Regions from separate parts of the Mus musculus genome. Here region 2 is linked to region 1. Evidence: chromatin loops called from intact Hi-C (ENCODE). Cell type or tissue: heart. All regions are shown on one strand. Links, peaks and the distances in the headings refer to the core of each region. The heading gives the core; the rest is flanking DNA. Region 1 holds the start of Gpkow (G patch domain and KOW motifs). Region 2 holds the start of Ccdc22 (coiled-coil domain containing 22).

Evidence for each region. A loop is a pair of places that touch in the nucleus more often than their neighbours do. Peaks named below come from ENCODE experiments on the same cell type or tissue, not always from the same donor. Only the 100,000 strongest peaks of a DNase experiment are listed, where the experiment ranks them.
Region 2: a loop joins it to region 1, with 2.7 times the contacts of the local background. A loop is called at or near these places in 3 of 42 quality-filtered maps.

The regions. Positions count from the first base shown.
Region 1 is chrX:7,690,020-7,706,512 of GRCm38, reverse strand. It overlaps Gpkow (G patch domain and KOW motifs), which reads right to left and starts at 9,379. Exons shown (of 11, transcript NM_173747.3): 1 at 9,118-9,379; 2 at 7,860-8,020; 3 at 7,633-7,757; 4 at 4,341-4,450; 5 at 2,930-3,143; 6 at 1,081-1,213; 7 at 364-502; 8 at 62-185. The coding sequence starts at 9,287. In heart, for the core only: no CTCF peak of the experiment used is centred there; a DNase peak (open chromatin) is centred at 9,382; H3K4me3 peaks cover 1,608 bases; H3K27ac peaks cover 950 bases.
Region 2 is chrX:7,601,056-7,617,548 of GRCm38, reverse strand. It overlaps Ccdc22 (coiled-coil domain containing 22), which reads left to right and starts at 12,129. Exons shown (of 17, transcript NM_138603.3): 1 at 12,129-12,305; 2 at 13,212-13,389. The coding sequence starts at 12,256. It overlaps Cacna1f (calcium channel, voltage-dependent, alpha 1F subunit), which reads right to left and starts at 10,446. Exons shown (of 48, transcript NM_019582.2): 1 at 10,379-10,446; 2 at 8,514-8,763; 3 at 7,561-7,666; 4 at 7,207-7,346; 5 at 6,821-6,963; 6 at 6,586-6,738; 7 at 5,811-6,007; 8 at 5,605-5,708; 9 at 3,562-3,752; 10 at 3,241-3,333; 11 at 3,033-3,126; 12 at 2,871-2,897; 13 at 2,560-2,720; 14 at 1,361-1,586; 2 more. The coding sequence starts at 10,403. In heart, for the core only: no CTCF peak of the experiment used is centred there; a DNase peak (open chromatin) is centred at 12,198; H3K4me3 peaks cover 1,079 bases; H3K27ac peaks cover 533 bases; H3K27me3 peaks cover 792 bases.

The DNA.
Region 1 (16,493 bases), core at 5,383-13,382:
AAGAAAGTTAGAGGGTACAGTCCTGGGTGAAGGAGGGGCCTCCGGTGGTGGGGAATCATACCTTGGTGTTATAATAGCGGCCACTCTTGTGTAGTTTGTCAATGAACCGCACACGTAGGTCCCTGTGCAACCAGTGCTTGTTTCTAGGGGCTGCTTTCTCAGTCTTGGGCACAGGTCCATCCTGTCTGTGGAGAAAGCCAGAAGCTAGCTTAGCTTGTTATACTCATGTTGTAGCTGGCCTATCTTTAAAAGCCATGCTGTAAAACCTGCCCCTACTGCTGTTCCCAGTCCCTTCTATGCCCTGCTTTGCCTTGACTCCTTGAGCCACCTTATACCATGCAAGTCCAGTGGATTAGCTCCTACCGGTCGGGAGAGTGTTTCCGCTTCTTCTCCGAACCCTTTTGCCTCCTCTTTGAGTCTTCCTGATTCTGTGCAGCCTTCAATGACGAGGCTGTTCCAGTTGCTCTGTTTTGTTGTTCTGTGGAAGTTTGGCTCACATGGCCTGTTCAAGGGGGTATAGGGACAGCAAGAAGAAAGCCTTACTGTATCATCGGCATTTCCATCCAAGGGTCATTGTCCTCCTGGCTAAGGCCCCATTCCCAATCCACCTCCTTCAAGAAGTCCCTCTCAACCACCAGGCCCACAACAAAGACAGCAGAGTCAACTGCCTGGTGTTCACAAGAGTGGAAGAAGAGCCACAGGCACCACTGTTCTGTTAGCCTCTCCTTGCTCATACCCTAACCCTAGTGTCATATTTAGCGAAAGAGGGGACTGCCACTTTAAATACATGAGGACCTCTTGGGGTAGAAACTGGATTCTCTGAGCAGTAAGAGAGGATGAAGATGCATGGTGTTAGATCAAACTCTTCTCAGTTAAGCTGAGGGCAGGGCTCATTGCTAGACACTGTCAAGGCTCTGGGTTCTAATCCCAGCACCATCAAACAAAAAGGAAATAAACTACTCTTGTCGCTTCTCATCCCTGACCTCTGACTGCAAGTCACACAGTGCCCTTTCTCCTTACACATCCGGAGAGCCTGCCTGTCCCCATGCTTCTCTAAGTCTCCAGCTCTAAGAGACTCACCTGGCTTCGAGGTGTGGCTATCAAACTCCTGCTGGGAAACAGGCCGCAGGCAATACTCACTAACAGTCACAATGCGGTTGCCCACTGCCAAGCGAACCATGGCCCGTACGTTGTCAGGATCTAGGCCTTCTACCTAAGGTGGGAAGGAAGGAGGAAGGCAGAAGGCAGAGTGTGAATGGACTACTGTTGCTAGCCCTAAAATCTCTAGCCATTACCTCAACCAGGCTTGGTCTGTCTGTCTGTCTGTCTGTCTGTCTGTCTCTCTCTCTCAGCTGTAACCTTTGCATTTGTTTGTCTTGTTTTCGAATAGGAGTTCTCCTAGGTAGCAGAGGTTGGCCAATAACGTAGAAATCCACGCATCTTTCAGTGCTGTGATTCAAGGTGTATACCACTATGCCCAAACATACACTGGGACCTTTGGTGATTAGGAGCAGGCATGGTTCCTTTGTCTGGTCTCTCAAACCATGACTCAAACCCGAGAAGTGGGACCAGGTCTCTGTTCCTGTGTTTCCCTTAGCAAAATGGAAAACGAAGACATGTGGTCTACATGCACATACCCGCTGTTTGTGTGGTGTGTGCACATGTGTGTGGAGGACAGATGTTGACAGCAGGTATCTTCCTTAAATATTCGTTATCTAATGCTTTTTCCTTTTTTTTTTTTTTGAAACTATGTAGATGTAGATAGCCCAGGCTGGCCTGGAACTCACTCTATTAGCAGGCTATCTTCAAAGTTACAGAGATCTGCCTGCCTTTGCCTGTTGAGTGCTGGGATTAAAGAAGTGAAACACCTTACTTCTTTGACATTTTTATTTATGTGTGAGCAGCGTGTTTTTGCTTGCATGTATGTGTTTGTACACCATGTCATGTGCATGTCTGGTGTCTGTTGAGTCCAGAAGAGGGTGTTGGATCTCCTGGGACTGGACGGTTGTGAGCTGCATGGTGCTGGAAATTGAATCCAGGTCTGGGAGAGCAGCAAATACTCTAAACTGCTGAGCCAACACTCCAGCCCCCACCACCGTTTTTTGTTTTTGAGACAGTGAACCTGGAGCTCACTGACTCAGCTCTGCTGGCTGGCCAATGAGCCCCATAGATCCACCTCGAGTCTCTCCTCCCCAGCTCTGGGCTATAGATGGGTGTATGCTTGGCTCTTCCGTGGTACTGGGGACCCAAACTCATGTCCTCATGCTTGCAAGCTAGTCAGGCACTTTACACACTGAGACATCTCCCCAGCTTTCACTTTGTTCAAGACAGGATCCAAGGCCAGACTAGTGTTTGTCATATACCCCAGGCTAGCCTTAAACTTGCAGCAATTCTGTTGGAGTTTCTTAGGTACTGGGTTAGCAGGGTTTCTTCAGCTTCAATACTGAAGTTTTGTGGAAGTTATGGGATATGGTCTTTTCTCCCTTCTGGCTGAGACTGAGGCTCAAAGGCCTTGCAGCTGCCACACTTTGCTGAGTTTTACACAGGCTTTGGGGTCTTCAAGCTTGGGTAGGAAGCTCTTTTCCATGAGCTATCTCCCAGCCCCTTGTTTTTTTGGGCACAAGTTTTGCTAAATACCTGAGGGTGGCTTTGAACTCACTATGGTTTTATTTTTTCTGCTTGGTGCCTCTTCCTACTTACTGAGCTAGATCCCTACTCCTTTAAAATGTTTATTTTACTTTGGACAATTGCTAGGCTGCCTTTGAATTCCCTACAGAAGCCAAGAAGCTCTTGAATTTGTGATCTCCCTGCCTCAGTGTCTGCAGTGGTAGGATTACAGGCATGTACCATGACACCTGGCAGCCTTTCCTAACCACCAGGCTTACTCACTCCAGCTACCTGACATGGCTTCAGGAATATGTTTTCTTACCTTGCCATAGAGGCCCCGGTAGGGGCCAGAAAGGACAACCACAGCTCTTCCATGCATCAGCCCTTGAGGTTGGCCTTCCTTATCATTCTCTCGATCCCCATCTGGTCTTGGTGGGTGGTGAGAGCCTACGGAGGCCAAGTCCTGAGCCTCCATCCGGTTGGCACCTAGCCCTAAGCCCTTCGGCCTTATAGAGTTGACTCGGGGCTTCACTACCCTGCAGAGAAAAATAGGCTTGTAGGAGTACAAAAGGCAAGCCTTCCAATATCCAACCCACCTCAGCAATCCTTGTTTTAATTGTTAATTTACTTGTGTATGCTTGTACACCACAACACACATGTAAAAATCAGACGACTGCTTGGGGGTGGGAGGGGCTGTTCTCTTTCAGCCACGTGAGTTCTGAGTTCATCAGGATTACAGACAAGGGCCTTTACCTGCCCAGCCATCTCACCAGCTCACATCTGTATTTAATTACCCTTTCTGATACCATATAAGGACTCTGTGAGTTATAAAAATGCCAACTTTTCTTTTTTTGTGGTGTTAGGGGTCAAATCCAGGGCTTCAATGCATAAGCCATTCTACCATTGAGCCTCACTTTTAGTGCCCCCATAGCAATTTCATGTAGTGTAACTAAATTAACTTGTCCCATATACTCTTATTACTCCTATCTACAAGTGCCAAGTTAGGTTTGTATAAACAAATATACTAACTAATATATTTACAGAAGAAATCATAATATGTACACAGAGCAAGGGGAACAGTAAAGAATGTTCACTATCAATCACAGTCATATCTGGCTTACCAAATGACTTAAATTCTTTGGGATTTACAACTGCAAAGGGATTTTGCTTTCAGTTCTACAGATGGAAGACCTTTTACATGGTAGGTAAGCTACACACCAGCCCAACAAAAGGACTATAAGTCTATAAAATAAGAGAAAAGATGCTTAGTTTGGGGGCTGGAGAGATGGCTCAGTGGGTAAGAGCACTGACTGCTCTTCCAAAGGTCCTGAGTTCAAATCCCAGCAACCACATGGTGGCTCCCAACCATCTGTAATGAGATCTGATGCCCTCTTCTAGGGTGTTTGAAGACAGCTACAGTGTATTTACATATACTAAATAAATAAATGTAAAAAAATGTTTAGTTTCTGCTAGTTTATTAGGGACTAAATCCTACTCTTGCAACAAACCTGTGAAGTTAGTACCGCCTGCATTTTTCAGATGAGGAAATTGATCCACAAAGAGGACCTTAGTGTTCTTTTGGAATAACAACGCTGTGGAAACCACAGTTTGAAACAGTAGTGGGTAACTAGTGATAATGTCCTCCCTCAGCACCTAGATAGTTCTAGATTAAATGTAACTACAGGGGTCTTATTTATACCCATTGTCCCCCCCATTCCCCCCACCAAACTCACTGACTGAAGGTATTGCCGATGCCCTTGCCAGGTTTCCATCCCATGCCCCGCAACATGGCCAGCCCATAGGCCTCCACAGGGACTGCCTCATAGTCGGCTTCCTCCGGCACCTATTGGTCAGGCAGGAGAAGAGAGTCAGGTTTTGCTTGGGATGGGCCCTCTGCCATGCACTTGCTGCCTGCCACTCACGGGCTGACTTTCTCTAGCCCTGGCCCCTGAACAGATAGCTTGAAGGACAGTTTTCATTTCTTATCACTCCTCACTCTGCTCCTCCACCCCCGAGTCTTTCAGTAACAACAAAACGTTTTTTAGGATTATTTTATGCTATGTGTCTGAATGGTTTGCTTACATATATGTATGCCCATGATGTGTGTTGTGCTTGGTTTCAGTGGAGGTCAGAAGTGAGCATTTGATGCCCTGGAACTGGAGGTATGGAGCAAGTGTTCTTAACTCTGAGCTATTGCTCTACTGCCCCTTCTTCCCAGTCTGTCTGCTTGAGACAGGCTCTCACTATGCAGCTCTGGCTGTCCTGGAACTCTCTCTGTTGACCAGACCAGGCAGGCTTTAAACTCAGAGATCAGCCTGCCCCTGTCTCCTAAGTGCTGGGATGTAATACATGGACCACCATACCCAGCTTCAACAAATATCCACATGCTTTCAAAAGATTTACAGGACCTTTTATTTAGGTGCTGAGGATAAGGAACTAATAAAATGGAAAAAGTCTGTTGGGCCTTATGATCTAGTTGTCAAGACATACAACAAATCGAGTTCTGAAAACACGATACATCAAGTGGTGACACATTTAAAAATAAAGTGGCACTGTCCAGTAGGCCCTGCTATGTATGAGGTAAGGGAGGAATCTAGCTTAAACCCAAGAATTTGAAACCAGCTTGGGCAACATGCTGGGACTCCCCCCACCCCCAATCTCAAAACCAAACCCAAACTCAAAAAATACCTGGCTAAGGGAATTCAAAGGGAGATGGGAGCCACGACCTGACATTTAATCAGATAAATGATAAAAGATAGCAGAACAGATGAGGATGTGAGAAGACTGCTCCAAACAGACTCGGTTGTAAAAATAAAGGGCATACTTGGGAGGTGGGAGCAGCTTATCTCTGTGAGCTCAAGGCCAGCCTGAGCTACACAGTGAAGCCCTGTCTCAAAATACAAAACAAGCAAAAAAAAGAGCCTGCAGTAAGGTTAGACTTTGTATGTATGGTTAAGAACCATGGAAATCAACAGGAAAGGTGGAAGCAGAGATGGTAAGGAATTAATGAGGAGAACTGGAAACGTCATGGGACCAAGAGTCACATGGGAGCCCCAAGAAAGACCCATGAGAAACTTAGTCCAGATGCTGCCTCTGCCCAGGATGCTAGTAATGTGGATGACTAAGAAGCTATTGGCTTCTGGATCTACTGAAGTGGAGATGATGAGGTTGGGCTGATAGGCTACGTGTAGAATATGAAATAAAAAGGGAAGTCAAGGATTGGCTCCAAGGATTTTAAGCTGAGAGGACGGATGGCTAGAATTGTGGTCATCTGAGATGTAGATGGTATGGAGGCTTGGAGATGGGGAAATTAGAGAGATGAGGTCAAGGCCAGAACAGGATAGAATGAAGTATGGGCAAGAAGCACAGCTCATTCCAGGACAACCAGGGCTATACAGAGAAACCCTGTCTCGAAAAACCAAAAAAAAAAGTATAGCTCAATAACAGGCATTTTAGCACAGGGAAGGTCCTGAATTCCAATCAAAGCATGAAAAGTAAAAAGAAAAAAAAAGTTTTGTTTTCTTAAGGAAGGCAAAGTGGGACGTAGTTTGCACACCTTTAGTTCCAGCACTTGGGAGGCAGAGGCAGGCAGATCTCTGAGTTTGAGGCCAGCCTAATCTACATAGACATTCAGAACAGTCAGGAATACAGCAAGACCCTGTTTCCAAAAAAGTAGGGCAGACCAAAGCCTGATTATAGTTGTAAGCATGAAGTTCAAGGTCATTTTTATCAACAGAGTGAATTCAAGGCCAGCTTAGACAACATGAGACTGTCTCAAAAAGAAGAAAGTAAAGCACACGAGAAGGCTAAGACCAGCTCAGCTGAAAGAGAGGATGTATCACAAAAATTGTCTGAATAAAAGCTAAAATACTAGCCAGGCGTGATGACACATATCTTTAATCCTAGCACTCAGAAGGTAGAGGGAGGTGGATCTCTGTGAGTTTGAGGTCAGCCTGGTCTACATAAGTGAATTCAGGATGGCCAGAGGATCTCTGTTATACAGAGAAACCCTGTGTCAAAAGGAAAAAAAAAAGCTAAAAAGCTAAGAAGCTGAACTCAAAACTTGACTTCCACAAACACACTTTCCATCTCTTTTGCTGTCATTTCTTCATTCCTTTCCAATGATACAGCACACTGCAAGTTGGCTCAGATTGACCCATAAGTGTTGCTTTCTTGGGCTGTTGCTGCCATTAAGAGTGCCCACTCTGAGCTGGGCGTGGTAGAGCACGCCTTTAATCCCAGCACTCGGGAGGCAGAGGCAGGCGATTTCTGAGTTCGAGGCCAGCCTGGTCTACAAAGTGAGTTCCAGGACAGCCATGGCTATACAGAGAAACCCTGTCTCAAAAAACTAAAAAGTGCCCACTCTGATCATTCTTCTCTCACTAAACCCTAACTGTCCTTCCAGCCCTCACTCCAGCCACTCCTATGAATGTGTGTGTCCTTGTGACCTCTATCCTGCATTAGGTTCCTTTCTTCCTTCCCTACCTTCACTTCCTAGTCATTTTTGGTCAGGACAGACAATGGGGACCCTGTTATAACCCTTGTCTGCTCAAGACATCCCCTTAGCTCTCACTTCACTCACAGTAAAAGACAGGAGCCCTCTGGAGCTCAGAATGCCCTTTCTGTCCTGCCCCCCTCTGCCTTCATCCACTGCCCAACCCCTCATCATTCACTGCAATCCAGTAGTAGGCTTTCTCAGTGCTCCTCAAACATGCAGTCTGAAATCAGACCAAAGAAAGAAGGAAAGAGGAAACAGGCCAATGCGGCTCCAAACAATGCACAGCCTCATGGCACCTGTACGTCCTGTCTACTTTGTTGTCCACCTCATTCACATCATCCCAGAATTCAAGTACGTTTTTAAAATGCCCTATCTATTTTGTTAATTTTTCTAATAAGAATGGAAGGAGGAAAGGCTAATTGGCAGGGCTTAGGGACACGCACACACACTTTTCCGGCTATGTGCAAGGAGGCTAGGCAGCCAGGGCAGAGGGAACAGTGTAGGAGGGAGGTAGAGGGGCCGCTCACTGTCTCAGCCTGAGGTTCGCTGTCTGATCCTTCCTCAATGGGAGTACATCCTTTCTGGATCATGGGGATAGTGAGCGTGGGGTCAACACCTGCATTCTCCCTCTCCTCCAGAGACTTCTTGGATTCTAAGGAAGAATGGGAGGGATCAATGAGGCCACAGCCTATCCTTCCAACATCTTCCCCTTCTATCTGCACTGGGGCAGAGCAAAGAGACAGGGTCCACTCACCCTCAATGAGTTCCTTCACAGCCTGGGACAACACACCGTCTGACATCAACACGGTGCTAGTTTCTGAGGATGGCTTAGGGTTCTTGGACAGAGGTTGCCTGCGAGAGCCATTCTGGATCAACGGGATAACCAGCTCCTTGGGGGCTTCTGGAGGGTTCACACTTATGTCGGGAGAGAAAAAAGGTTGGGAAAGTAGACATGTCACAAAGCAGAAATATCAGGCCGGCAGTGGTGACGCATGACTTTAATTCCAGCAGCACTCAGGAGGCAGAAGCAGGAGGATCTCTGAGTTCAAGGCCTGCCCGATCTACAGGGTGAGTTCCAGGACAGCCAGGATGCAGAGGAACCCTGTCTTGACGCCCCCTCCAAAGAAAGAAAGTATAAATATCAAGATAGAAAGGAGGTTAGGAAACAAAGAAAATCAATTTCAATGGCCAGAAAGAAAGAAAGAAAGATCAATGCCCAGTCCTATGGACCATGTTCACAGGTTACTATTCACAGGTCCACTCGTTTTTTTTTTTTTTTTTTTTTTTTTGAGACATCTCACGATTTAGCTCAGGCTGGTCTTATAAACTCTCAGTCAGCCTGGTGCAATCCCCTAGTGCTGGAATTACAACCATGGATCTCTTTAAGTATGTCTTGTGGGAATCAGCCTTAGGCCTTCAACCACAATGGCCTAAAAATCACCATCTTTAGTCCAGATTCTTCCCGGTTCCGGGCCGGCAAGCTGCCTTTTACAAGTCCCCCACTTAGGCCTTTCGGACCTTTGTTTCTTACTTAATTATACTGCTGATGGCCTCCCCAGACTTGAATTTGCCTAGTTCTCCAAATCGGAGAAGCTCCCACAATTTCAGCTGAGACAGGAAGAATCCTGTCATTTTTCCCTCCTTTCCCTTTCTCAAAAGGCACACATACTCAAGTCCCAACGACATTTTTTCTGAGGAATCTATACCTCTGGTTCTCAGGCCCCATTTCACCCACCTAACAAACCTCCCTCTTCTTGCCCTTACATTCTTATGTTCTTCCTGTTTGTTTTTTAGTTGCCCAGGCTAGCGTTCAATTCCTGATCCTCCTGCGCCAGCCTCCCAGGTCCTGACTTATAGGCGTTTGCCGCCACTCCTGGTTACCTCCATAAATTTCCCGAGGCAGTGTTTCAGGCTTTCCAGGCCACTGTCACCAGGACAAACAACTCTTACTCTGCCCTCCTGCTTAAGCCCATTTCACAGATTTCCAAAACGCGAAAGACCCGGCGTTTCACCTCTGCAGCTTCCTCCCTTCCACGGTCGCCAAGAAATCTTTCTCCTCTGGGGCCTGTCTTTCGCTATCTCCGAGGTCTGCCAGTCGCCTCCGGACAGACGTGCGAGTGAACCCGAAAGAAATTGGAGCCATTGACGGGGCAGACGGCGGCGGACTCTCACGGCCCGCCATCTTCGCTCGAGTCACAGGCGAGCGCTCCGCTTGCTGGGAAGTTTAGCTCGAGCCGTGAGGGGCTGGCCGGGAAACGTAAGAATCAATCCCAGCATGCAACGCCTCAAAGACAAGTGCCTTGTAGCCGTGGGAAACAGGAATCAGGGCGCAGAAACTCTTTGAAACGTCATAGGAACGTGCCATACGGCATCCTGGGAAATGTAGTTCTCAGTGGTATAGCCGCTGTGGAAGATTGATTAGGTTATTCCTCGGTATTCAACCGCTATGAATTCAGTTCTAGAGTATCCTATACCCTTTCCCGACATCCTCAGGCACCATGCACGCATGTGATGCACGAACATAAATTCAGGCAAAATGTTTATATACACAAAACAAAATAAATAAAACTCATAATGTGCTTCCACAATGTGAACCTTACTGATAGAGGCTGGAGGCTTCCAGGGCTAGGTCTACTTTAGCAGATGAAAGCAGTAAACCATGGAGACAACAATTACATCAGGCAAATAAAAGTTACATTTACTGCCGGGCAGTGGTGGCGCACACCTTTAATCCCAGCACTTGGGAGGCAGAGGCAGGCGTTCAGGACAGCCAGGGGTACACAGAGAGACCTTGTCTCGAACCCCCCCCCCCAAAAAAAAAAGTTTCATTTACACAAGATGACTTAATGGGTAATAGTGTCTGCTACAAAAGCTGAAGACCTGAGTTCTTGAAGATCCTACATAGTAAAAAGATAGAGTTAGCCACTAGTTGCCTCTGACGGCACCACAAGTGCCATGCTATGCATGAACACATATACATGTAAACATGAACAAATGAATAAAATATGAAAACAAATTTTATCTAATTATATGTAAAGTGAATAACTGTGCAGTGGCTGGTTTTGTGTGTCAACTTGAGACAAGCTGGAGTAGTCAGAGAGGAAGGAGTCTCAGTTGAGGAAATGCTTTTTTTTAAAAAAAGATTTATTTATCTATTATTATCTGTAGCTGTTTTCAGACACTCCAGAAGAGGGAGTCAGATTTCATTATAGATGGTTGTGAGCCACCATGTGGTTCCTGGGATTTGAACTCAGGACCCATTTGGAAGAGTAGTCAATGCTTTTAACCACTGAACCATCTTGCCAGCCCCGAGGAAATGCTTCTATAAAATCCAGCTATAGGGCATTTTCTCAATTAGTGATTAATAGAGGAGGGCCTAGCCCATTTGGGTGGTGTTATCCCTGGGCTGGTGGTCCTGGGTGCTGTAACAAAGCAGGTTGAGCATGCCACAGGGAGCAAGCCAGTAAGCAGTACCCATCCAGGTTCCTGCCGTGTTTGAGTTCTTGTCCTTCAATGATGAACAGTGATGTGAAAGTGTAAGCCAAATAAAACCTTTTCCTCCCCAACTTGCTTTTTGGTTATGGTGTTTCATTGAAGCAATAAAACCTTGACTAATATACGTAGAGAATGCAATAGAAAAATATCCATAGTGCTGGAGAGATGGCTCAGCAGTTAAAAGCACTGACTGCTCTTCTGAAGGTCCTGAGTTCAAATCCCAGCAACCACATGGTGGCTCACAACCATCTGTAATGAGATCTGATGACCTCTTCTGGTGTGTCTGAAGACAGTACTTACATATAATAAATAAATAATTAAATAAATCCATAAAGCTATAGGAAAAAGATTTTTTCAGACCACAAACTCTCAGTGTGGCTAAGCTCTTTAGGTACCTTCATCACCATACTGTGTTTAACTAGGGTTGTTTATATGAGCTGCTTACTTGAGCAAGGGCAGTTTATGGCAGCCACATCACTGAGGAATGTAACACCTACCAACCATTAACTGCCTATAGTTCCCAAGGGAGGATGGGGCCTAATGTGCTCTTCCCCCATCCATGATGGGTTGATAAGTTGTTTTGTGCATGTGAGTTCAGGAGTACAACAGCTGTTGGCATTTAGTCTAAGCTCTGCCCCATAGTTACTTGGCAATAGCCAGGTGTGCCTGACTGAGCTATAAAAGGGGCTACTTGCCCCTCCTCTCTCTCTTACTCCATATTCTCTCTCTCCTCATTCCCCTCCACCTTCTCTCTCCACGTGCTCATGGCCAGCCTCTACTCCTCTCTCTCTCTCTCTCTCTCTCTCTCTCTCTCTCTCTCTCTCTCTCTCTCTCTCTCTCTCCCCTCTCAACTCCCCTCCCCATGCCCTGAATAAACTCTATTCTACACTATACTGTCTGTGGCTGGTCCCTCATGGCGAAGGATTGCTTCAGCATGGACCCGCAGAGGCACCCCCTTCCCCCACACCTGACTGCACATCCACCAGACGTATTCCTTCTCCTCCCTTATATTCTTATAAAGCACAACAACGCCATGCCATGTCCACAAGATAGTCTTTCACTATACTCCTCCCCATCCTTCAAGCTCTTACACGATGTTCTCTCTCTCTCTCTCTCTCTCTCTCTCTCTCTCTCTCTCTCTCCCTGTGTGTGTGTGTGATTTAAATGTCCCATTTAGGACTGAGTACTCAAAGTCACTTCTTCACTTTGATTTTTTTTTGAAGCTCTGCATTCACCACTGCCCACAAAATAAATCTGTGCTCTTAAGCATAAATATTTAGAATGGGGCACAGCAGTGCACACTTTCAATCTCAGTACTTGGGAAGCAGAGACAAGTGAATCTCTGAGAGTGTTGCATAGAGAAACCTGTCTCAAATAAACAAAAACAAATATACAAATATCTAATAAGTAGTTTGACAACATGTCCATTCAGTAGAAACATCAGAGAGTGGCTTCCTACCTCTCAGGACCTGACCATAGGAGCACTTACGTTGCAGTGGGATTTTTATTTAATAACTTATGGCCTCTGGGAGCAGAATTATCCATTAATGCAGAATACTTGTCTTTAAAGTCTTTTTTCTTTTTTAAAAATCTGTTTTTAATTGGCTTATGCGGATGCCATAGTTAGTGTTTTCATTGTGGTGAACAGATGCCATGGCCAAGGCAACTCTTATAAAGGAAAACATTTAATTGAGACTGGCCTACAGTTTCAGGGGTTTAGTCCATTATCATCGTGCTGGGAAGCACAGCAGCATGCTGGCAGACATAGTGCTTGAAGAGCCGAGAATTCTGCCTCTTGATCTGAAGGCACTCAGGAAGAGACTCAATTCCACACTTGCCAGAACCTGAGGCTAGGAGACCTCAAAGGCTTCCTTAACAGTGACACACTTCCTCCAACAAGGTCACAGCTCCTCCAGTGAGGTCACATTTCCTAATGGTGCTACTCCCTATGGCCAGACATTCAAATATATGAATCTATGGGGGCCAATCTTATTGAAACCACCACAACGGATTTATGGGAATGAGCCAATAATCTGTTTTGTTGTATGTGTGATTCTGAGCATGGGTCACCTTACATAACTCAGGCTGGTGTGGAGCTTACTATGTATTGAAAATCCTTCTGTCTGAGTTTCCTGAGTTGGGATTATAATACATTAAGCTATTATCTTCCTTTTATCTATTTTAAGATTTCTTTTTTTTTCCCCTTTGGTTTTTTGAGACAGGGTGTCTCTGTATAGCCCTGGCTGTCCTGGAACTCACTTTGTAGACCAGGCTGGCCTCAAACTCAGAAATCTGCCTGCCTCTGCCTCTTGAGTGCTGGGATTAAAGGCGTGCGCCACCATGCCCGGCAAGATTTATTTCTTTAGCTTGACTTTTGCTGTTATTTTGCTATCGGCAATACAGGTTCTCGCTACACAACCCAGATAGCTATTTTGGAACTTGTCACCCCCATGTCTTGGAGCCTCTTTAGAAGCTGGGATTACAGGTGTGTCGCGCTATGCCTGGCTATTTTGTTGGTGGTGGTTTTGGGGGGATTTTTTTTTTTTTTTAGTGTGTGTGCATGCGTGTTTTGTTTTGTTGTTTTTTGAAAAAGGGTCTCACTTTGTGACACTAAGTTGCTTGGAACTCGATTTGTAGGTGAGGCTAACCTCCAACTCACCTCCCTCTGCCTCCCATATGCTGGGATTAAAGGCCTGTGCCATCACAACAACCTTTTCATTTTTCTGGAAGAGACTGGTACTTGCCATATTTGCCTGGTTTGGCCTGGAGTTCCTAGGCCCCCAGCTCTTGTTGGCTCAGCCTCCCCTGTAGTTTGAACCATAGGTGGCGCCACTTCACTACCCTGTTATTTTTACTACCAACACTATTGATACGGATGAATTAAAGATGGTATCTGCTTATTCTCAATGACGTCACTGCCTTTGAGGTAAATTGTCACAGCTGAAGTGGCAACTACTTCTAGAGGCAGCACAGGCAAAGAGAGCAAGCTTCCTTCTTCCATGTCCTTCATATAAACTCCCAGGAGACGGTCTGGCCCAGATTAAAAGTGGATCTGCCCACCTCAAATATCCTGATTAAGTATTTAATCCCAGCACTCAGGAGGCAGAGGCAGGTGGATTTCTGAGTTCGAGGCCAGCCTGGTCTATAAAGTGAGTTTCAGGACAGCCAGGGCTACACAGAGAAACCCTGTCTCGAAAAACCAAAAAAAAAAAAAAAAAAAAAAAAAAACAAACAAACAAAACAAAACAAGAAAGTAACTTATCACTTTCCTAAAGAAAAAAAAAAAGTTGGGTATAATAGTGCATTCCTTTGATTCCAGAATGTGGAATACAGACACAAGCAGATCTCTGGGTTCCAGGCCAGCTAGAGCTAAAAAAAAAAAAAAAAAAAAATTGTTAAGAGCACTTGCTGCTCTTCGGGAGAACCCAAATTATACACATGAGAGTCTATGCCCAGTAAGAAATTTCAGTTCTTAACACACACTCTCTCTCTCTCCATATATATATATATATATATATATATATATATATATATATATATGTATACACATGTATATTCAGGTACATGTCACCAAGCCTGATTAACTGAGTTTTATCCTTGGGACCAAGGAGAGAACTGGCTCCCGAAGCTGGTCTCTGATCCCCACAGAGAATCCATAAGGTGAACACAGGTGCACACCGAACAAACCAGCAAATGAACGATGGAAGGAAGGAAATTTGGATGACTGGAAATGGGGCTGGAGCGATGGCTCAACTGGTAAAGATCATCTGTTGCTCCTGCAGGGGACCCCAGTTCTGTTCCCAGCACCTACACAGTGGCTTAGAATCATATGTATTCTAGTTCTAGGGGAACCCAAGGCCTCTTTTGGACCTATAAGGGCAGCAGGCACTCACATGATGCACATATGTGCAGGCAAAAACTCATACACAAAAAATAAGTAAAATATCTAAGGGATCCTACATACCTATCAACCAATACCTTATATAGTTGTTACTATTGAGGCAGTATTTCTTCTTCTTTTGTTAACTTCTTTTTTGTTTGTTTCCTGACACAGATACACTTTGTAGTCCAGGTTGGCCTTCAACTTATGGTAATTCCACTGGCTCAGGTTCTGAGTGCTTGCATCAGCATACCTGGCTATCTGATTGTGCACTCAGGACTTGTGTTGGATTTGCTGGCCGGCCAGGTCCTGGACCCTTCCTCCACTCCCACCCTCTCCCACCCACCCTTCTCCAGCACCGTGAACTCTTACAGAATGTCTCCCCTCAAAAATCAAGGTTTTCCTGCCTTAGGGATATTTGTATTCACCATCCTAGAGCCTCTGCCTGAGAAGCAGAAGTATCTTGAAATATGTCATTATTCATGATATTAATGTCTTTCAGAGGGCTGGAGAGTTGGCTCAATGGTTAAGAGCACTGACTGCTTTCCAGAGGTTGTGAGTTCAATTCCCAGCAACCACATGGTGGCTCACAACCATCTGTAATGAGATCTGATGCCCTCTCTGGTGTGTCTGAAGACAGGTAGAATGTACTCATATAAATAAAATAATTTGCTGGGCGGTGGTGGCGCACGCCTTTAATCCCAGCACTTGGGAGGGAGAGGCAGGCGGATTTCTGAGTTTGAGGCCAGCCTGGTCTACAAAGTGAGTTCCAGGACAGCCAGGGCTATACAGAGAAACTCTGCCTCGAAAAACAAAAACAAAAACAAAATCAAACAAACAAATAACATTCTGCTCTCAGTTCTCCTCCTCCTCCTTCTCCCCCTTTCTGTTCTTCTATTTGTTGTTTGTTTGCTCTCATCCAGTTCTCCTACACTAGTTAACTCTTTCAGCACTGCTGCTGGATAATCCTTAAGGCTCCTCCTTCTCCTCTTTCTTTTCTTTACTTTTTTTCTATTGTTGCACTCTCTCTCTCTCTCTCTCTCTCTCTCTCTCTCTCTCTCCCTCCCCCCCTCTCTCTCCCTCTCTCCAGAAACTCATTATGTAACCTAGACTGGCATGGGTAATGCACTGATCTTCCTGTCTGAGCCTCCCAAGGGCTAGGATTACAGGTATGAGCCACCAGTCCTGGCTGCTCCTTCTTCTGAACAAATGATCCCAGGTCAGCTATTTAAATAATCCTCCAGAATTTCCTACCTGCCCCTAGTAACTCCCAGGCTCCTCCCTCAAATAATATGCTAAGAACAACTCTGGAGGTTGTTCTTCCGGGATTTGGCTCCTGAGTATGCAGGCCAGCCCTGTAGCCTCTAAGGGTCACCCCATTTCTCACATTTCAAGCTCTGTTTGCAAAGCACTCAAAGCCACCACACTAGCCTCTCAGCCCAAGTACCCAGCCCTACCGCCACTTTCCAGGGTCTGCATCTCAGAAATGACATTTGAAGCGCCCCTTCTTCTTTCAGCATTTCATTTATTTATTTAATGTATATGTATTTGTGCATATGTAACTATATGGGCGTATATCACAGTATGTGCACTCTTCTTCCACCATGTAGGTCCTGGAAGACAAACTCAGGTTGTCAGGCTTAGTGATCTTTACTGGTTGAGAGCCATCTTGGAATTCATCACACTTTTTTTTTTCTTTTAAGACAAGAGTCTCACTCTCTAGGCTGGTCTTGAACTTAGGAACCTGAGTTTACCCGAGAACCTGCCTTACTTTCCCAAGTGCTGAGGTTATGTGACCACCATACAGGACTGTGAAGTCACACTAAGCTTAGTTACCATCCAGCCCAGCACCCACAACACATTCTCTTCCTCCTTCCTGCTTTCCTCTCTCTCTCTCTCTCTCTCTCTCTCTCTCTCTCTCTCTCTCTCTCTCTCTCTCTCTCTCCTGTTTATGAGACAAGGTCTCACTGTTACCCAGGCTGCCTTGGAACTAGTGGCAATCCTCCTGCATCA
Region 2 (16,493 bases), core at 8,494-16,493, 92 kb after region 1:
TAGCAGCCTGCCTATGTGCTGCCCGGGCCCACATCCTCACCCTGTCTGCCTTCACCAAGCTCTATCCATTCCCTAAAAGCCCCGAGGATACAGTTGCCACAGATGAAGAGGATGATGAAATAAACACACACCAGCATCCCTGGGAAGAAGGGCCCACCGTAGGCCATGATACCATCATACATGACAACGTTCCAATCCTCACCAGTCAGGATCTGGGGGTAGGAAATCACCAAAAAGTTCTCGGGACCCTCTATAACTCCAGGCCCTACCAACATGTGTACACATCTCAGGGTATCCAGGCCATACCTGAAAGACAGTGAGGAGGGCTTGGGGGAAGGTATCAAAGGTGCTCCTCTTGGTGTGGGTCTGGTCAAAGTTGAACTTGCCCCCAAACAGCTGCATGCCAAGCAGGGAGAAGATGATGATGAAGAGAAAGAGGAGAAGCAGCAAGGAGGCGATGGACTTCATGGAATTGAGCAAAGATGCCACCAGATTGCTCAGGGATGCCCAGTGCCTGCAACAGAAATAAAGTGCAGGGTTAACATTTATTTGGTCAGGAATCAGGAGCCAGGCAGGCCTCCCGTTTGGGGTACACTGGGGCAGAAGGGGTTAAAAGAGGCTGTGGTGCTAAGGTTGGAAGTGGTTTTTGGAACTGAAGTGTGATAAGAATAGGAAAGGAGGATTGCTAAGTTTGGAGTTAGAGTTGGCACCCAGGGTGTGGTGGGAGGTGAAATTAGTGGGGAGGCGTCGATAGAATTGGGTTTCATGTTGGGACTGGGATGAATTGGGCGTCGAGCCATGATGATTTGGGGTTGGAGGAGTTGGGAGAAGGTTATGATTGAAGGTTTGGTCTAGGAAAGGGGATTCAGAGGAGCTTGGGGTTTGGGAGAGCAGAATGGGGTTGCAGTCGGAGAAAGGTGGCTGGCCAGGAGTAGGATGATGAATCAGAGATTTGGGAATGGCATTATGGTTGGTGCTCAGTGATGGCGCTAGGGCTGGGGTTGAGGTGGGAGATTGGGTTGGGCTTGGGATTAGAGAGTGGACCTGTGGATTAGATGTAGTTGGGGCTGGGGTTAGAGAGGTTCTGTGGCTGGGGTGGGGGGTAAGCATGGAGATGGGCTTGGGGGTGGTGAAGTCAGTTGGGAACTGGGATGGAAATGGAAGAGGCACTATTCCTGGTGACTCTCCTCTCCACGAGGGTAGGAATCTGTGCTTTCTTTGCTTTTCCTAGGGCCCAAAGGTCAGCATGTAGCAGTGGGTGCTGAACAGATGCTTGCTAAATGAACGAGGAGGCTGAGAGAATTATCTTTGGAGCAAGGGAGTAGAGTTGGGTTGCATTTTAGGCCCCATGCATACATACCTGGTGACCTTGAAGATCCTGAGGAGACGTACACATCGGAGCACTGAGATGCCAAGAGGCTGCATGGCCCCCACCTCCACCAAAGTGGTTTCTAGGATGCCCCCACAGACCACGAAGCAGTCAAAGCGGTTGAAAAAGGAGGCAACGTAGACAGAGGGGCCCAGGCCGTACAGTTTGAGGAGCATCTCCACAGTGAAGAGGCAGAGCAGAACTTTGTTGGCATACTCTGTTGGGAGCCGGGGTGTGGGGCGTTGTGTAATATGGCAATGTTTTTAGGAAGCCAGGAGCTTTGGTGGGATCTTGGGGGAAGCAGGGAACAGGCCGGGTATGGGCTAGGGTTTGGTTGGGGTTAAGAACTGAAGTGAGTTTGTAGGTCAAAGCAAGTGAGGTTTGGAGCTGGGGCAGAGGGTAGAGTTGAGGCAGGGGCCAGAGTCACCCTTTGTGAGTCCAAGACAACTCCATACTCCATGGTACAGTTAGCATCTAGGATTTATTCTTCTTATTATTTTTTTATATTTATGTCCTATGATTTTGCTTCTGGGAATGAAATCCAGGGCTCCACACATGCAATCTTCCGCTGAGATACAGCCCCAGCTCCAAGCCTAGGGTTTCTTTGGGACTGAACTGGTTTGGAGTGGGGTTAGGAGCAGGACTAATAATAAACTTGGGTTTAGGACTATAAGGAATCATAACAGTTGATACTTGATGTAGGCCAAACACTACGCTAAGCATTTTACAGCTGAGCTCATTTAATCCTCCCAACCACTCCATGCCATGGACACTTATCATTGTTTCCATTTTGCTTATGGGGAAACTGAGGCACAGAGGGGTTAACTTGTTTGGAGAGCATGATGTTAAAGAGTCAGGATTCCACTTCCTGCTCTGACCCTCGGGAGCTGAATCCTGGGGTTAGTTGCTCGACGTTAATGGCATGGTGATCAGGACCCTTAACCTTAAAGTTTTAGTGGAATGACATTTGTGTTTGGCCATGTGCAATACCGAGACTAGAGCTTGATACACATAGCAGGTAGCACGTAAGTGTGGTCTGCACGGTGGGATAAGACAAATTAAGGTTTCTGCACTCGTCTGAATTGGAAGGTGGTATCAGCGGTCAAAGACTTCCTAGAGAGCCTGCCTTTGAACTTCTGGGGTGAAGAGAGCAAGGGATGAAGAAGAGAAGCTGGCAGGCAGAGGCTCACCTTGGGTCTGGGTGAGCCACAAAGGCTGCCCATGGTGCTCTGAAGCTATGGTCAACGTGTTGAGGAAGACGAGCAACAGTACAGCCCAGTAGCAGGCGTTGGACTTGACGGCCCGGCGGCAGCGTGCACGGAGACCCCGGTTGGCTCGGCGGAAGTGGCGGCTGGGCAGAGGAGAGCCCATCACATCATTGAGATTGGCCTATGTCAGCCCAGTGTGCAGGTCGGGGAGCCCAGAAGTCCACATGGGCCATGGAGGTGGACTGGTCTCAAATTCAGGGGGCCAAAAGATTGCACAACCTTTCACAACTTACCAGATCCTTGTTTTCATAATCTTGTTTCTAGAAATGATTGGAAAGGGGATATCATAAGGAGCAAAGAGGGACTCAGCAGCTATGACTGGAAGTCAGGTGTTTGAAGCTAAAGTAAGAGTGGGGGTCTGGGCTACATAGGGATTGAGGGCTGGGATTCCTCACAGGCAGCGTGTACAGCTAGCCATGGTCCCCTCTTCTTCATCCTCATCTCCAGGGGTGTCTGTCATGGAGCCAGTGTCACTGGCTGGGAGGCTGGCTGCAGACAAAGTGAGGTTAGAGGTGAGGACCCAAAGTCTAGGTTCCAGTTTTGGTTTTTCCCTCAGTCCACTCTCCCTAGCTCTGCCCCAGTCCTTGCTGGCTTAGTCCTCACCGTGGCTGCTGGTGGAGTGTGTGGAGCGAGTAGAGTGGCTGAACCATCGCAGCCGTCCGCGCCTCCTATTGGTCAGCTCTGACAGTTGTGGCCCTGTGGGGGATAGTTGTAACTGAGAAGAGTGGCTTGGTGGCAGAATTAGGGTCAAATCTAAGGGACAAGGAACTAGTTGGAGTCTTTGTATCTGAATCTGGGTTGAGATTCTGTGCCCTGATCCAGATTTGGGGCAAAGCCTAGGGTGGCTGCAGGCTTGGTCTGGGTTTCAGGAGGGCAATCACATCAGGGCTAGGAATGAAGCGGGGCCAGAATTGAGTTGCCTACGATGGCCCGCCCGTCCCTCTTCAGCAAGAGAAGCCAAGTTGCCGTCTACTGAGGGGTCATGAAGGTCTAACTCCTCAGCCTGTGTGATCCAGTCCAGGTAGCCCCGAAGGTCTTCTTCCATCTGCTGCTTCTCCCGAAGCTTCTGAAAGTCACCTCGTGCTTTTGCCTTTTCTCTTTCCTTGGAGAACTCCCTGGAGGAAGAGGGAAACAGACTACATAAGGAAGTCACCCCCAGTAACCTTGCCTTTACTACTCCAGCCACAGTAGCTTTCTAATTGTTCTTTGGATAGACCAAGGACATTCTAGCTTCCACGCCTTTGCGCCAGCTGTTCCCATGACTTAGAATACCATCAACACTTTCTCAAGAGGTCCTTCCTGATTTTTAAAAGAATCTATCTATCTATCTATCTATCTATCTATCTATCTATCTATCTAATCATTCATGTGCGAGGCAAGTGGGTGTCATGGCCTGTGGACCAAAGGACAATCCAAGGGAGATGGTTCTTCCCTGCTATTATGTGGGTCTTATGTCTTAAAATTAGGTCATCAGACTTGGCAACAACATCTTTAGCCACAAACCCATGTTGCTGGGTTCTGGTTATTATTAATATCTCTACCTACCTACCTACCTACCTACCTACCTACCTACCTATCTATATATAGACAGAGACAGACACAGAGAGAGTGAGACAGGGTCTCACATACTCTAGGCTGACCTTGAACTTGCCAGGCAGCCTAGGCTGATCTTGAACTTGTTATGTAGTCAATGTGATTCTCCTGCTTCTGCCTTCTAAGTGCTGGGATGACAGGTGTACATTCTAAGCCTGGCTTGATTATATATTTTTGAGAGAGTGTCTCATTACTAGCTCAGGGCCTCACCAAACTTGCAATCTTTCCTGCCTCTGGATGTTGGCTACAGATGTGCAATGCTACACTTAGCTTTGATGTTCCCAGTTATTTCTTTTTTTTTAAAAAGTATTTATTATTTGTGTGTATGTGTGTAAGCCTGCCTGAATATGTACATCAGTTGCCTTCAGGAGCCCCCAGAGGCCAGAAGAGGGAATCAGTTCCTTCAACAGTGAAGTTACAGGTGGTTGTGACCTGTCATGTGGGTGCTGGGAACTGAACTTGAACCTTCTACAGAGACAGGGTTTCTCTGTGTAGCCCTGGCTATCCCAGAACACACTATGTACCAGGATGGCTTCAAACTCAGGAGATCCTTTGTTTCTGCCTCTTGAGTGCTGGGATTAAAGGCATGCGCCACCAAGCCCAGCTTTGGCAAGCATGCTTTACTGAGCCACTTCCTCAGCCCCAGATGTGGGTATTTGTAATTGTAACATCTCCCTGTTCCTCTTTATTTTATTTTCTCTTCACAGTGCATATTTTGTGTGTGTGTGTGTGTGTGTGTGTGTGAGTGATGTGAACACATTTACTTATTATGTGTTGCTATTATTTGTATGTTCCTATGAAAATGCAGGTGTTTCCATGTTCCTTGTTTCATTTCTCTAACAGTGCCTGCCACGCAGTCGATGTGTAAGTTGGAATGACTGAGGGGACACATCAGATTATTTTAGTGCTGTTAGGGATTGAGCCCTGAGCCATAGAAATGCTAGACAAGTGCTCAGACTTCATTTTTTTTAAACTTTAGAAAAAAATGAGGCAGGGTCTCACTAAGTTGTTCAGGCTAGCCTTAAACTTGAGATCTTAGGCTCCCAGGTAGCAGGGATTGCAGGGTTGTGCTGCTAAGCCGAGCTCAGATGGAGTTTATGGAAGATTCTTGGGAATTTGGTGGCACAAAAGGGTGGTGAGGGGTTGGAGAGATGGCTCAGCGGTTAAGAGCACCGACTGCTCTTCCAAAGGTCCTGAGTTCAAATCCCAGCAACGACATGGTGGCTCACAACCATCTGTAATGAGATCTGACACCCCTCTTCTGGTGTGTCTGAAGACAGCTACTGTGTGACTTACATATAATAAGTACATCTTAAAAAAAAGGGGGGTGGCGAGATGGGGAGAATTATAGGGGAGAATATCCAGGCTTCTTACCCGCTTAGGACTCCAAGCACAAGGTTGAGGACAAAGAAGGACCCAAAGATGACAAGGCTCACAAAGTACACCCAAGGCAGCTCATACCCCATGGCATCCTGCATCTGGAGAGAGAACATACTCCATAGCATGCAGACAGGACAATCTGAGCTAGGGAAGAAGGGCAGGTGCAGCCTCCAAGCGGTGTGAGGACTTGTTCGCCTCACCCAGTAGAGGACGTCTGTCCAGCCTTCCATGGTAATACACTGGAACACAGTTAGCATGGCAAAGAAAAAATTGTCGAAGTTCGTGATGCCACCGTTGGGTCCTGGCCAGCGCCCGCGGCACTCGGTATGGTTCAGTGTGCATGAACGCCCAGAGCCAGAAGATGCACAAGGTGATGGGTCCTCCTCTGCTTCCATATCTGCAGGAAAATTGGAGCCTGGGGCTATGAAGCAAGTCACACACTGGTCCCTGCCACTCTGAAGCTCTGCCCTTATAGGGAATTTGTTTCAACGCCCTAGATATTTTTAAGGCAAAAGGAACCCTGGGCTCCTCTGCTAGGGTCAACCCCCTGGAAGTATTTGAACCACTGGGAAGCCGAGTCATTCCAACATGGGTCTGGGAAGAGTGAAAGTACATGAACTGGGGGAAGAGTCTTGTGAATATGAGTCTCTTGAAAAGAGGGCAGAGAAAAGGCTTGGGCTCGGGTCTACATAAATGCCTATGGGTGATTTTGTGGAGTTTGCAGTCTAAAATGCAGCAGACTGAGCCTGTGGCTGGAGTCTTGTGATACCTGCACAGTCATTGCTGAGGGAGGGGTTGTATTCTGGGATTTTTAGGGAGGAGTCTTGAATACAGGGATGGGTTTGGCTATACAAGGTTAGAATCAGAGCCTAGCAACCAAGTCCCGAGAAACGGAGTGGGCTTTCTAGAAGCAAGATGGGAGCCAGAAGTGAGGGCAGGGGGCGTGTCCTGTCCTGTGAGAGGGTGCTGGCTGACCAGATCCCAGGAAGTAGCATGTCTTGTGCATTCGTCCGAGGAATAGCTCGAGTCCGATGATGGCGTAAATGATAATGACGAAGAGCACCAACAGGGCAATGTGCAGCAGCGGCACAAGCGCCTTCATGATGGAATTGAGCACTATGTGCAGACCTGTGACGGGGAGGGGCAGGCTCAGCGCGTTCGCCATCAGCCTGGCGCCCCTCCTCCAACTTGGTGAGGGACGTATACTTACTCGGGACCCCAGACACTAGCCTTAGAGGTCGTAGCACCCTAAATGCCCGCAGTGCCTTTACATCGAAGCCTCCTGGCTTTCCTCCAGTATGCGGGGCATCTCCTGGCCGCCCAGGTCCTTGTTCCAGCAGCACGCTGAACAGCCTGATGGGGAGCATTGGGACGTGGAGGGGAGAGTCAGGGCTTTGGTTCCCGCCCTTTCCCTTATTTTTCATCGGGAAAGCACAACCCCCCTATAACTGGAAACGCAAATGGTTTTAAATATGTTAATATTACAGATTTTAGCTGCTGAATAGGGGCTGTCTGAAGCAAACGCTTCCTTAAGCCCCAGAATTCAATGGATTGCGAACTAGGGTGGGGTGCCCCCCTCCCCTTGCAGACGCGCACCCGACCACGACGATGATGAAGTCGAGCAGGTTCCAGCCATTGCGAATATAGGCGCTGGGATGGAGCACCAGCCCATAGGCTACGATCTTGAGCACTGTCTCCACGGTGAAAATCACCAGGAACACGTATTCTACCTGTTCCTGAGGGCGGAGCAGGGGGCGGGGCGTGAAGGCCTCGATTTATTTCGGGGCAGGGTCAGACCCCGTGGGTGAGTCGTAGGCACAGGTTAGGGTTGCTTTTGCCAGGACCAAGAGTGAAGTAGGGTAGGCCCCGGAGGGGTGGGGTCTGGCTGGGTGGTTTTATCTGTAGCTCTAAAGGGAACTGCAGTCTGGTTGGGGATGGGGTAGACCTCACCAAGTTGTGGTTAGCAGTGTTGGAGTCGTCCTCAGGGAAGGGGATATATACCCCCAATGCCACGCAGTTGGCAAAGATTGTCAGGAGGATGAGAATATCAAAAGGCCTCAGGTGAACACACAGTTAAGGACCCAGGAAGAGTGACATTCAGAACCCACATTCACTTAGTGCCCTCTTCATCTAGAGTTAATTCTAGACTTCAAGGTTTGGACATTCCCAACCCTGCCCTGACCAAGGCCTTAACTTTGGCTCCTCCCCATCATCATCATCATCATCATCATCATCACCACCATCATCATCATTTTGAGAAGAGTCTCATGTAGCTCAGGCTACTCTCAAACCTCAAACTTGTGCTATGTAGTTGATGACCTTCAACTTCTGGTCCTTCTGCTTGTACCTTCTGAGAGAAAGGCTCACAGGCATGTGCCTCCATATTTAGTTTAATGGGGTCCTAAGGATTGAACTCCAGGGCTTTGTGCATGCTAGATAAACACTCTACTGACTGAGCTACATTCCCAAGTTTACTTTTTTTTTTTTTTTTTTGAGACACGATCATGCTATGTAGCCCAGGCTGTCCTTGAATTTTCAGTTCTGCCTCAGCTTCCTGAGTTATAGGCACATGCAAGCATGGCCAGCTTAGTGCTAGACTCTTGATCTTGGTGACCTTCATTCCTCTGGACTCCCTGTCTATTCTCTCTCTCTCTCTCTCTCTCTCTCTCTCTCTCTCTCTCTCTCTCTCTCAATTTGCAATGCTTTGGATTGAACTCAAGGCATCTAATACACTAAATAAATACTTTACCACTGAGCTACACGCTCACCCCAGAATCTTTTCCCCCCAATATTTGATCATTGGTCTCTAGTAATCTCAGGCTTCCTCCAGTCCAGGCTTGACTTAACTCTAGACTCTTCGACACCCTAGTGATCCATCCTTACCCCTGAGCCTCGCAGGATACTTCCACTCTACAATGCTGATGCAGGACCGACGAATGGGATTAGTAAGGGTGAGGCAGAAGAGCGCTCGAGGTGATCTCTGAGCACTGGCCACCGCCACAGTCTTGTGTTTGTTGTGCTGGGTCCTTCTTCTTGGGGTCCCCAGGCCTGACGCCCCGCTGGTATCAGTCCCCACAGTTGGAGGCCCAGGACAGAGCCCCCATTCAGGGCCAGGGCCAGTCCCATTGGCTGGACTGGGCTCTGGGGTTGTATCTGTGTGGAGAAACAGGAGTCAGGGAAGGGACAGCATAGGACAATCATAGCCATTTCTTGTCCAGTCCCATCCCTGTATTTGATGGGAGAAGAACATGTAAAGCTATGGGGAGATGGGGGATGCTTGAGTTATGAGTTGAGGGTTGACAATCAATGTTGGAATGAAGTTTAGGGTAGAGGGATTTTTGCTAAGGAAAGCGGTCGAGGACTTGGTTAGATGATCACCATGCTGTGCATTTCAACTCCAGGACAAATTTAAGTTGTGGATTTTGTGTCTGCGTGGGTCTAGCCTCAATTGATATATGCAAGAATGGAGTTTGGTTGAGGTTTTATTTAGGGCTGAAGCTGGGTATTTGAATGACTTGGGCTTGGAATTAGGATCAAAGTGAGGGAGGGATACATTTTGAGTAGAATTTGCCTTTTGCATTGGTGTTTTCAGACTGTAGTTTCATGACTCTGTCTGTGGCTTTGTTTCAGCTTTTGAGAGGGGTAAAGGGTCAACCTGGTTAAGGTCCCCAGCTTTGAAGGAAATAAGACGTCTGGATTAAAATCCTTACTACTATTTAGAAGTTGTGTATTGCATTGAGTCAATTATGGGATTACATCTGAGCCTCAGTTTTCTTATCTGTATAATGGAAAGGATAATAATAGTTGCCTGAATTATAAGGATGTTGTGAGGAGTAAGTTGAGCTCAATATTCATACGAATGTCTAGTATGTGATATTATTTTGATTTTGAAAATGAGAAAATTGAAATGCAAGCGTTAATAATTTGCCGAAGTGGCTGAATCAAGAGCCAAACCAAGGCATTCTGACTCTTGAGCCTCCGCAGCTTACAGCAGCACTAGCTGTATGTTCCTGATCTGCATTCATTTTGTGTTTGTAGAAGGAAGGGTCTGCTCAACCTGGAGCATTGGCTCTGTGGTTAAGAGCTCATAGTGCTCCTCCAAAGGACATGGGTTTAATTCACAGCACTCACATGGCAGCTCAAAGTCTCCTGGAACTCAAGTTCTAGGAGATCTGACACCTTTTCTTACCTCTGCTGTCAATGCACACACATGACACTCATACATAAACTCAGGCACATACACACACTTATAAGATAAATTAATAACAACTTGAAAAAGGGTCTGTGCTGTTTCTGGACAGCCAGGGAAATCACTCCATAGCAGTACTGGCGTCTAGATGTTAGATGACCTTCAAGTTCATGATAAGGTCTGTAGCTATCATGCGGTTTGGATTCTAATGTCCCATGTGGTGGAGGTGGGGGATTGTCTTTTGGTTAGCAGGGTTTAGATTAAGGTTTAGTGTGAGGCTGGATTTGGAGTGAGTGCTAGGGTCAGGATTGAGTCTGGGTTTCATTTGGGAACTAAGGCTATGCATAAGGTTAGGGGCTATTGAGGATAACACATAGGCTAGGTTGTGCAATTGAGATTGGGTGACAAAGAAGCTCTTTTAAGGGGAGGCTAGGACAGGAAGAGGGGGATGATACTCTAGTTCCCCAGAGACCTCTCTGGGAGTAGGATCCAGGTGGGCAATTGGTAGGTGAGAGGATGAGGGTGGACCAGAGCCCAGGGTCACTTCAAGGGTCTTCAGGGGTGGATGGCTTCTCTCACCTTTCCCGACTTCAGATTCCGACATCCTCCTCAGGAGATATAAGGACCATCTGCACACAGTCCTCCCTCTCCTCTCCCAGCCTTAGAGAGATTAAGGTCACGGGGCGGGGAAAAATGGTGTCAGTTGGGAGGGTGAACAGGGGGAGCAAATGGGATATTTGTAGGTCTGAGATTGGCAAGGGGAAAGGCACTGGTTAAGTGTATAGTAAATCGATATCTGCACCAAGCAGGCAGAAACCAAAATACGAAAAAAAAAAGGTATAATTTTCCAATAGCATATAACACTTGAGGTACATAGGAAAAACCTAATATATATATATATTTATCTCTAGGAAAAAAGTCAGATAGTAAATATCAAAGGGACATAAAATGGAGAAATATGTAACATTTAGTGATGCTGTAAAGTTCCCCAAAGTGATCTTCTTGGCATTCTGCATTAGCTATACCAAACAAAATCTCAGCATAGTTTTCTTTGGAATTGACAGTCTTTGAGACAAATGACAAAAAATAAAAACAAAAACAAAAACAAAATACCAAAACACCACCACCAACAACAAAAAACCCCAAAACCAAAAAACAAAAAAGCCAAATCCATTTTGAAAAAGAACAAGACAACAAGATGGGAGGGCTTGCCATATATGATATCAAGACTCATTGTAAATCTACAGTAATTAAAAATAGAATACAGTCAGGGGCGGTGGTACAAGCCTTTAATCCTAGCACTTGGGAGAAAGAAATATTATTATTACAATTTTGAGGCCAGCCTGGGCTACATTGCAAGATTTTGTTGTCTGAAAACCAAACCAAAGCAAGACAGGATAGCACAACGAGAGGAGAAAGAGAGAGAGAGAGAGAGAGAGAGAGAGAGAGAGAGAGAGAGAGAGAGAGAGCTTAGTTCAGAAACTGAGTCAAGTATGTGATGTGTATGTGTGATTATGACAAATGTTAGCACTACTGGATAGTAGAGACAAAAGAGGCTGTTCAATAAGGAATGGTTTCATAAGGAGGTGATCTCCTTCTGTAGCCCAATCTACACTTGGGACAGGTGCTGAGATTACAGATGTTTACCACTACGCCTGGTCTAGTAATTCTTTGCTTTTTCCATCTATTTTGTGTGCATGATAGTGGTACTGCTGCACATGTGTAGATGTCAGAGGACATTTTGTAGGAGTCCATTCTCTTTTTATGTCTCTTGGGTCCCAGGGAGGATCGACCTCAGTTTGTTGTGGTTGGTGGTTAAGTAGGTTTACTCGAGCAATGACGTTTGTTTTATTTATTTAAAATCTATTTATGATCCTTTTGTGTGTGCTCACGAGCATAAATGTGTCACAGTGCACACGTGGAATTCAGACTCTTATCAAGTCATTTCCTGCCTTCCACCATGTGGATCTCAGGGAGAGAACTCAGGTTGTGAGGCTATCCTGAGTCACATCCCCAGTCGTAGCAATTATGTCTTAACCCTAGGAAGAAGGTATTATCCAAATTCTCACTTTACAGATGAGGCTAGCAAGACACGGGGGAACAGTCATTTTGTACACGTATAAACTTTTATAGCTTGGAAGATGAACGTGTCTTATAAATGAAAATTTTTCTCTGTCCTGTCTCTCAACTCCCCAGCCCATTTCCTTTTTTTTTCCCTTGGAGGAGACCATGGGACTACAAGTGAAAGAACTACAACTTCCAGGAGCCATTACGTAATTCACACCCCGCCTCCAGCGCCGCTGCCTGCGCAACGCTCACTCCTTAGAACTACATTTCCCAATGTTCCTCGCGCGGCACGTGACTCTCTGTCCTCGCCGCGCCGAGAGCAGCGCGGAGAGCTCCAATTTCTCTGATCTGGTCCTAGACCCAGCCCCGGAGTTAGAATTAACTCCACCATGGAGGAGGCTGACCGAATCCTCATCCATTCCTTGCGCCAGGCGGGCACGTAAGTACGCAACCCCCAGTCGCCTCCAATTGCTCACATCCGGGACTCCAAATCCTAGGACCCCCATTACCCGGGAACCTTAAAATGAAGACCTTGACACCCAAAGGCCCAAACTTACAGGATTCCGAAGCCTCTCCTCCTCCTCCCTGCTTACACTCTAACATCATGACTTTCCTAAATACTTTGATGTGGACATTGGGTAAAACCTCGAGGACTCAGACACCTTACAAACTGAGACCTGCATATGCTGGGATCCTGATATCTAGAGGTTCCAGGACACCCACACCAGGAAACTGATAACACAGGAGTCTGGCACCCAGAGTCTCCAGAATTCCTGAGACTGGCAACTTGATCTTCGAACAATAACTCCTGAAACTCCCAGGACTTATCAAAATACCAGGGCCCTACATTCTGACAGTAGCAGCACTTGGTAACACAGGAACACAAAGGATGCACTATTTGAGGGACCTAAAAGTCCTTGATGCCAAAATTTAGGATGCCCGATTTTTTATTTCTATTTATTGACCCTGACATTTGAGACTTCTGAAAACTCCAGCCTCTTCCTATGTAGCTTTCCCAAACCTCGTAGATCTAGGAGGCCTTGCCATGCAAAGAACAATGTCCTGGTGCCCAGAAATATGGAGACTGTGCCACTTGGACCATTTTCACTTTTGCAGATCCCAGAGGTTGGAAACTTTGAAGTGTAGGGGAGTTTGAGACTTTTCTGAATTCAGGTCACCCTCATTCACCGAGGTCTTAGGACTAAGTAAAGGTCATAGTCACCAGCACCCAGGATCTGTTGAAGCCTTGGTTGTTCCCTGCCCCGACCTGGATTCTAGAGCATTCCCTCTCTAGAAGTCTGTACTTTGTTTCCTAACTACTCAAGCCTGGTGCTTTCCTTTTTAGGGCAGTTCCTCCAGAAGTGCAGACTCTGCGAGCTTTCACCACTGAGCTGGTCGTAGAGGCTGTGGTCCGATGCCTTCGAGTGATTAATCCTGATGTGGGCTCTGGCCTCAGTCACTTGCTACCACCAGCCATGTCTGCCCGCTTCCGCCTGGCCATGAGTCTGGCCCAGGCCTGCATGGTGAGTGCCCTCCTCCCAGTGTGCACACTGTCTTCCTTCCTTTTTCACAAAGTCGCCAAGTTCTTTGACACTTGCCTTCTTCTCTGTCCCTTTGTATAGCTAAAGCTGCTGCCTCTGTAGCCAAACTGTGTGACTAGTTCAGACCCTACCTAGTTCAGTTCACGCTTTCTGTGTGACCCTAACTGTTCTATGCCTTCTCCTTATTTGTGAAATGGAGATGATATAATGAGCTTGTGTGGATTAAATGAGCTGATTCGGTTTGTGCTCAGGCTAATGTTAACAGCCACCTTCTAAGCTTGACATCAAAATCTCACTCCACTGTCACATAGTAGGCCATTTACCTATTTATTAGGGCTGAAGGAAGACCTTGACTGGGTTACATTCTCCTAAATAAAGCTCTGACTAGCTCTGCCCAGACCTCATGGGCATCCTATCGGACCTGCGATTACTTGTTTCATCAATGGGACTGGGGAAGAGGAAGGTCATTGTCTGTTCCATTGTATTGTGCTTCTCATAGTTCCAAAAATGATGCTCTCATGAAGCACCCACCCCTCTTCACTTCAGAGCTGTGCCCATTTACTGTGGTCAAGAGCAGAGAGGTCTACCTTTTCTTGTAGCTCACTGTCTTTGCAGCTTTGAACCTGCCTTTTAACCTTTTTGGTCCTCAGTTTCTCTGTGTTGGCTGTGTGTGAAAGCCAAAGTGAACCAGTGTGTAGCTCAGTTTCAGAGTTTGTACTTCATATGTATGAGGTCTTGGGTTCAAGTCTCCAGCATGCACAAAGCAAAAACTGAGTTGCTATAGGAATAGTTGATCACATACTTTGGCAGCCTGTATCCCAGCAGCCTGTGGCTATGGAGTGATTGTTGATTTTTCCAGAATACTCAATAAATTGCTGTAAGTCTATGGTAGATCTGTAGAGTATCCATCCAGTATACTAAAGGGGACAGGTCATCACAGTTGTTCGCCTTGGACCACTGTTTATGCAGTTTTGGTCTGAGCAGTAACCCTGTTGGCTCTGCCTATCCTGCTCATTACTCTCAGGTTTGCCTAGCTATCAAGAGCTCTCACTTTCTTCTGTCTAGGACTCTAGACATGGTCTAGACCATGGTCCCATGAAACTGTCAGTCCACCCCTGATCTGGGACCATGTTCTGGAAGATGGCCTTCAAAGACGAAAGAAATTATGTCTTCTACTGGGCCTGAAAGGAACTCGGTGGGAAGCACCAAGGTGGTGGGCTGAGGCTTTCTCTGATGTTCCCCTTCTCAGTGCTGTCTGCCTTTTGATCTTGTGGCTCCTGTTGATTTCATTGTGGAGTAGAGAACCTGGTGGTTAAGGGATATATATATCTATATATCTCTATATATGTATATACATATATGTATATATACATACATACATACATATAGATACATACACACATACATACATATATACACATACACACAAATATATATATATGTATGTATATATATATATATATATATATATATATGTATATATATGTATGTATATATATATATCATATGTAATTGTCCAGCTCAGTAGCCATGGTTTGCCAGAACAACCAGAAAGTGTCTCCAATTCAGCACTGTGTGTTCTGGTGTCTTCCTCTGTATATACCTTGCTTCTGGTGTCTATTTCTGTACCTAAGCCACCTCTCTCTTTTTGGCATCTCTTACTATATATAGGTGTCTTAGTATGTGCTCTGTTGCTGTGAAGAGACACTATGACCATGACAACTCTTATAAGAGAAAGCAATTGATTGAGGCTTACTTACAGTTTTAGAGGTCTAGACCATTATCATCGTGGCAAGGAGCATGGCAGTACACAGGCAGATGTGGTAGCTGAGACTTCTACATGTGGATCCCAAGGCGGCAGGAAGAAAGACTCTAGTCTTGGTTGGCATGGGCTTCTAAAACCTCAAAGCCCACCCCCAGTGACACATTTTCTCTAACAACACCACACCTTCTAACCCTTTCAAATAGTACCCACTCCCAGGAGACCAAGCATACAAATCTATGAACCTATGAGGCGATTCTTATTCAAACCACCACAACAGCACACTCCTGGAATGAGTTTTCGTATCAGTCACAAGTCTTTGATTGCAGATATCAAATAAAAAATTCCTAAATAACGTAGCATAGAAGCAGGTTGTTTTTATACGTGTGTGGCCATGATCCTCGGATATAACTTTCTTTTGACAGAATGCATGAATACTCATCGGAATGACTTCTTTTGAGTCAATATTTTGTACCAGGCACTGTGGTAACATGCTTATAACTCAATCTTTGTGACAACTGTCTGAGATGAGTACTTTTAGTGTCATTTTGAAAGATACTGAAAGCATTTTACTTATTTGGATTTATTTTTTTTTAAATTTTCTGCATATGAGTGCTTTTGCCTGAGTGTATATATATGTGCCATTTGTGTGCCTGGTAATGGTGGATGTCAGAAGAGGCCATCACACCCATGAAACTGAAGTTACAGATGGTTGTGAGCCACCATGTGGTTGCTGGGAACAGAACCCAGGTCCTTTGGAAGAACAGCTAGTGCTCCTAACCACAGAGCCATGTCTCTAGCCACTGGTATACTTTTCTTTTCACATGACAGAACTGAAGTACAGAGAAGTATTGGCCTTGGGTCACACAGTCGGTAACATGCAGAGCTTGAGTTTGAGTCCAGGAAGTTTGCTTTCAGGGTCTGTATGTCTTTGAACCTATCTTGAACTCTTGAGAGTCCGTCCTTTCTGGCTGTGTGTTTGCTGATATATATATATTTTGTCTGTTGTTGTTGTTGTTGTTGATGATGGTGGTGGTGGTGACGATGATGACGATTGTGTTAGTGCTAGGGATGGAACCCAGGGTCTTCTCATGTTAAGCAAGCCCTCTGAGCCACATCCCTTGTTCTGTTTATTTTTAGGCACTGCTTATATAATAGATTGGGCTATGGCTTCCCTCTCAAAGGCTCTGGATATTGCTTTCCTAAGCGTCAGTGCTCTCTTGACTTTTCACAGGGCAGAGATCCTGTGTCCTCTTGTGGCCTTTGGATTTTGCGTCATATTTCGGTAGCAATGCTATGCTTTTTTTGGTTTTGTTGTTGTTTC